Linked DNA regions of Mus musculus: region 1 is linked to region 2. Evidence: chromatin loops called from intact Hi-C (ENCODE). Cell type or tissue: left cerebral cortex. All regions are shown on one strand. Links, peaks and the distances in the headings refer to the core of each region. The heading gives the core; the rest is flanking DNA. Region 1 has its middle 15 kb from the start of Tinagl1. Region 2 overlaps Gm12963 (a long non-coding RNA gene).

What was found. Hi-C counts contacts between places; a loop is a spot of excess contacts. Peaks named below come from ENCODE experiments on the same cell type or tissue, not always from the same donor. Only the 100,000 strongest peaks of a DNase experiment are listed, where the experiment ranks them.
Region 1: a loop joins it to region 2, with 4 times the contacts of the local background. A loop is called at or near these places in 10 of 42 quality-filtered maps.

What each region holds. Positions count from the first base shown.
Region 1 is chr4:130,188,000-130,190,905 of GRCm38, forward strand. No RefSeq gene overlaps it. Among named protein-coding and RNA genes, the nearest start is that of Tinagl1, 15 kb to the left of the region's middle. In left cerebral cortex, for the core only: a CTCF peak has its summit at 1,164 (motif pointing left); a DNase peak (open chromatin) is centred at 1,139.
Region 2 is chr4:130,035,143-130,038,048 of GRCm38, forward strand. Gm12963 (a long non-coding RNA gene) reads right to left here. Exons shown (of 6, transcript XR_003955360.1): 3 at 2,671-2,740. Among named protein-coding and RNA genes, the nearest start is that of Col16a1, 11 kb to the right of the region's middle. In left cerebral cortex, for the core only: a CTCF peak has its summit at 1,159 (motif pointing right); DNase peaks (open chromatin) are centred at 1,185 and 2,009; H3K27ac peaks cover 1,262 bases.

The DNA of each region.
Region 1 (2,906 bases), core at 169-2,668, 150 kb after region 2:
GATTCATTTATTTTATTTTATGTGTATAAGTGTTTTGCCTGTGTGCATGTATGTATGTATGTATATACATCTCTGGTACCCAGAGGAGGGAGTTGGATCATGAGGAACTGAAGTTACAGATGGCTGTGAGCTGCCATGTGGGTGCTGGGAATCAAACCTGGGTCCTCTATGAGAGCAACAAGTGTTCTTAACCGTAGAGCCATTTCTTTAGCTTTTCCAAAAATTAATTTTAAAAAGGAACTCTTCTCTTTTTTTCCTTGTAATGTGGTTCTATTTCCATTGTTTGCTTTTGTAATTTCTTGTTTTGGGGGGGGGGGGTTGTTTGCTTTTCAAGACTGGGTTTTCTCTATGTATCTCTGGCTATCCACGAACTCATTCTGTAGACCAGACTGACCTCAATTCGGAGATATATCAAGCGGCCTCTGTCCTCTGTCAAGAGGGCAGCAAGTCTTGCTCAACTCCCCCCTCTCTACTTCCCATACACCTGAATCCTCGAGGCAGGGGTGGAGGGTGGGTTAAGGGGTGGGGGTGGGGGTGGGGGTGGGATGGGGCTGAACCTTAAGAATGAGGGAGGGAGCTGAATGTGAGTGACTTTAATCCCAGCACTCGGGAGGCAGAGACGGGCAGGTCTCTGTGATTTGGAGGCCAGCCTGGTCTACAGAGTGAGTTCTCAGACAACCAGAGTTACTGCGTAAGAGCCTGTCTATAGATAGATAAATAAGATGTCATGGAGTGATGATGCATGCCGTTAACCCCAGCAGTTAGGAGGCAGAAGCAAGCAGACCTCTACGAGTTTGAGGTCCACCGGCGCTGCATAGTGAGACCCTGTATGAACAAATAAAAAAGAGGGAAGGACCGTGAAAGACAAGTTCAACCGTGTCATGTAGGGAGCAAAGACTGGCAGGTGTGAGAACCAATAGGAACTCAGCCTGGAAAGGGTTAGCAAACTTATGTCGGCGCCCCTCCCCCATGTTAGAGGAGGCATCTTCCAGAGTCTGTTAAATGGAGTGAGATGGAGGGGAAACGAGGTTTTGAACCTCAAGCTAAGTCATCTCCTCTTTATTACCACAACAAGAAGCAGAGACAACTAAACAAACCTGGCCTGCAGTGTCATCCCGAACCTCAGGCTCTCGCTGCACACCACTGCCATCTTGTGGCCGACAGGGAATTCTCCGGGACAGGCTTCCCGTGTCAGGGCTAGCGTGGAACTGAAGGAGAAGCTCAGAGACTCAGACTGGACCACCTTACTCATTACGTATGGAGAGATCAAGTCTCAAAGAGGGCACTGCACAGACTAGGGAAGAAGAGGTTAGATCGCACGTAAGCTAGCTCAAAGTTTACTGCATACCTCTGTTTGTTTTTTTTTTTCTTTTAATTTTTTTAATTAAAAAATTATTTATTGACTTGTTAGGTATGAATGCTTCTCTTACATGTATGTGTGTGCACTTGCATGCCCAGCATCCGGGATGGTCAGAAGAGGATTCTCTGGAACTGGAGTTAGAGACTAGTGTGAACTGCCATGTGGGTGCTGGGAATTGAACCCAGGCCTCTGGAAGAGCAACCAGCGTTCCTGATTTCTAAGCATTTCTCCAGCCAGTCTGGTTTTTATCAGCTGTAAGAGCCTGGGCAGGTGACCTCATCTCTCTGAGCCACACTCTCCACCTCTACAGAGGCCGCTCTTTTAACTATAGAGCAAGTTTGAGGCGAGCCTGGGCTACTTGGTATTCTTTGTCCACCCTGCCCTGCCCCCTCCTAAATGATATGACAGCTGAGACTGTCAGGGCGCTGGGCAGCCAGGGTCAAGGAGTTCCCAGAAGAAAGGGAGTAGCCACCATACGCTGAGCAGGAAGTCCCCTTTTATTGTGACATTTATTGGACATTTCCTGGCTCTGGGCAGTTTGGCCTGTTGTACCGATGACTTCACAAAGGAAGACAGACAAAAGTTCAGAGCACAGGTGATGTCTGGTGTGGTGGCGCACGTCTGTAATCCAAGCACTCAGAAGGCAGAGGCAGGTGGGCTTCTGTGAGTTCCAGGATAGCCTGGTCTACATATTAAATCCCAGGACAACCAGAGCGACACAGTGAGATTCCCATCTCAAAACAAACAAAAAGTATAATCACAAAGTTTATAGGAAATGGCTGGGATTTAAATATTAAGCTAGGTCACAGACTCTCAGAAAAAAAACCTGCATGCCCTGCTCCATGTGTGTAATATAGCCAATAGTATATGTGTATATATCTATTGTATACACACACACACAAATGTACATGTAGGCACAGGATAACATGTAGGAAAGAAATAAAAAGAAAGGCCGAGGAAGGGTTAAATGACCATTCAGTATAGAAGGTCTCTGACTTGTATAGCTTTGGGACTGGTTAATTCTGGTTGGTGTGTGATGGTTTTCATTAACAATGTTTTTGGTTTTTTTGTTTTGTTTTGTTTTGTTTTTAAAGATTTATTTATTATTATACATAAGTACACTGTAGCTGACTTCAGACACACCAGAAGAGGGCGTCAGTTCTCATTCCGGATGGTTGTGAACCACCATGCGGTTGCTGGGATTTGAACTCAGGACCTTCAAAAGAGCAGTCAGTGTTCTTACCCGCTGAGCCATCTCGCCAGCTCCCAACAACGTTTTTTATAATAAAGATTTTTTTAAAACATAAAACAAGGCTCTGTGGCTCAGTGGTTTGAGATGTCTGCGTCACCCTGACAACCTGGAGTCAAGCTCCAGTCTCAAAGGCGGAAGGGGAGAGCTGCTCCCAAGGTTTGCCCCTGACCGCCAAGTGTGCACTGTGACACATCCACGCCCCTCCACACACTAAACGAATAAACTTATGAAAATAAATAGAAACAGTGGGACTGAAGGAGCACAGAATGGAGGATAAAATGGCAAGTGCACAGC
Region 2 (2,906 bases), core at 105-2,604:
TATAACGTTTGCAAGACCAAGGGGCCTCTCTTCCCAATGATGGCCGACTATGCCATCTTCTGCTACATATGCAGCTAGAGACACGAGCTCTGGGGGTACTGGTTAGTTCATATTGTTGTTCCATCTATAGGGTTGCAGACCCCATGGGAGTCTTGAGATCCACCGAGCCAGCTCTTCCTCTGTTGCTTGGGGACAGTGCCAGTATCTCAATACCTAGGTTCCGTTTTCCCCAGCTGTGTTACCCTCACCCACACCTGTCATCTATTAAGGACAGTCTCCACCTTCAGTAGCCCCCACTGCCGCTCCCCAGCAACCAGTCACCAACCTCTTCCCCCTTTGTCCTATTCAGCTCCTCCCTTGAGAACACCTGGCACAGTTGCTTCCAGAAGGTTCCTTTTACAAAAGTAGGCAAGAGCCATCAGACTTCAAGCAGCTCCTGTGTGCTACCCAGCACAGTTCCCCCAGGCTAGGAAAATCAAAGGCCTTGGCTTGGAAATGGGAGGAGAGAGAGGAAGAGGAAAGCAATTAATAACTCGATATGCTGTCCTGCAGAACAACCGGCAGCTAGAGTCCTAGGCAGAGACTGATCTGTACACAGTAGAGGTGTTCTGGGGGCCATGGAAGCTACCCACCCCCCAATGGTAAGGATTAGGTCAATGTCAGGGAGGGCTCAGATGGGATGGAAAGACAGAAGGAGCCTCCAGTGGGATGAAGTCCACAGAAGGTGAGGCTAATGATGAAGAGACCATTTCAAGTCCCAAGTGTGAAGTTTCTCTGGACCCTGAGAAGCTACGGGGATATTTTAATCATGAGAGTTATACTGCTAGATATCTGTTGTAGAAACACTGCCTGTCCATCAGGAATAGATGGGGCAAGAGACAGACAGGAGGCAGCAGCTGGCAGGTGCTTCAGGGACCAGTGGCTGGGACAGACAGAACGCAGCTTGGAAGTGATCCTAAGCAACAAGAGACAGACAGGGCTTGGGGCTGGAATATAGCCACTAGAATGGCTCCTGTTTCCAGTGAGGGGAAACCCTGTGGATATTCCCCAGAAGGGTGGTGTGCAGGTCCTGGAGGAACAGAGAGAGGGAGGAGGCTTAGCGCTCCCCCCCCCCTCCATCTGTTCTCCGCAATTCCTCAGCTTCCCACTAGAGGGTGCCGGGAGAACGGGCTCCACCTCCCATCATCCGCCCCTCACCACAGAAGGATGGTCCTCGACTTGGACCTCCCAAAAGCCAGGTCCCACATGTGTTCCGCTCCCTTCATCCCTCAGAAATGTGACCTCACTCTCTGGGGGCCTAGTGGTGGGTTTTGGCCTAAGGACCTCTCTCTACCTAAGAGCCATCGTGAGGTCTGTCTCTACAAGCTTGTTCTGGTGCTCAGAGCTGTCTCAGCCCTTCTAGCTTCTCTGTCTCAAGCAGATGCTTCCTATACCTTAGGTATCCAAAGGCCTCACCATTGCTGACTTCCTATCCCCCAGCCCCGACGCCTTTCCTCTCTGATCTAATGCCAGAGAGGAGGGGTTGGGGCGGGGGTTAAAGGTGGGTGCTCAGTTCTCTCACATCTGCCCCATGCCCCAGCACCCAGGCCCTCTAAACCTTGGGACAGTGTGGATAGTTGATCATGGGTGGGCAGGGCAAAGTTGGAAACAGGGGTAGGGTGGGGTGGGGAGGAGGGCTCGCTTTCCATAAAGGAGAGCAACAGTAGTTCAGGGCGTGGTCGGTGAGGGCGTGGCTATAGGGAGTCCTGGGGGCGTGACAGACAGCTAGGAGGGATCTGGGTTCCTGAATCTGGCAGCTCTCTCCGCTCTCAATCTCGCCCGCTCAGTAGCCAGGGCCCCTCCAGCCCTGGCCTTCAGTCCAATAGACAAACACTTCAGCAACAGGAGGCTCCTGGCTTCACTTAACAGAGGCCACACCCAGCTCTCTAGAACTGCCAGGCCTGGTGGGAGGGGGAGAGGGAACTCACTCATCCCTGTCTGTGCCTGCGATGCACCCACTACGTAGGAGATGACGCTCGCACCCTCGTGCTTCTATTCATTTCTAGGTGGACAGCTGGAGGGCCTCAAGGCTTGAGCCCTAGAGGAGGAGCTACTCAGGCGCGGGCGTCTCAAGCTTCCTTCACCCTCCTTCCTGCTATTCTGTACTCAGACCTGGAGCCAGGTCTAAAAATAGACGTAGGCGCTGGAAAGTGCCCACCCAGGAGGGGGTCAGGGAGGTCTGAGTCACCAGTCCGGAGGGCCTCTTCTCACATCCCCCGCGGGAGCAGAGTCAGTCTTGATGGCCAGGCATCACTCGGAGTCTCTTGGCCAGACTCTGCTTTTGGCCAAGCAGTGCCCTGCTTCCAGGCCCTGTGAGCAGTAGCAGCCACAGCCGGGAAGGATTAGGAGTTCCTTGGCCTGATTTATTTGGTTGTTTTTGTGCATCTGGCTGATGCGCCCATCCCTGGCTGGACAGTCACGTCTGCACCTGCCCCTCACCACCCAAGTTCATTAGGCTGTTCTGGTATTCTGGGTGTGGACCTGGTCTAGACAAATGGCCTACTTGAGATCTTAGAGGTTCTGCCCATTCTACAGATGAGAAAACTGAGTTACAAGGGTAAGAGGGGACCAGCACCAGTGAGTGATAGCCCGATATTCAAATCTTTGTTCTGCCCTCAGCTAGTGACTTGCCTGGCTTCTTGTAGGACCTGTCCAGTAAAGCGTCCCTCTGCAGATGACCACAGACTGGCAGCTTGTTCACCTGTAAGAGAAGAACAAGGAAAAACTTACTTACTTAGGATATGCTGCTCCTGAGAATAATTTTTTAAAAAAAAGTAGTAGTAGGGGCTGGTGAGATGGCTCAGCTGGGACAGCACTTGCTGCGCAGGACTGACGACCTGAGTTCGAACCCCAGGCCCCTGTCAAAG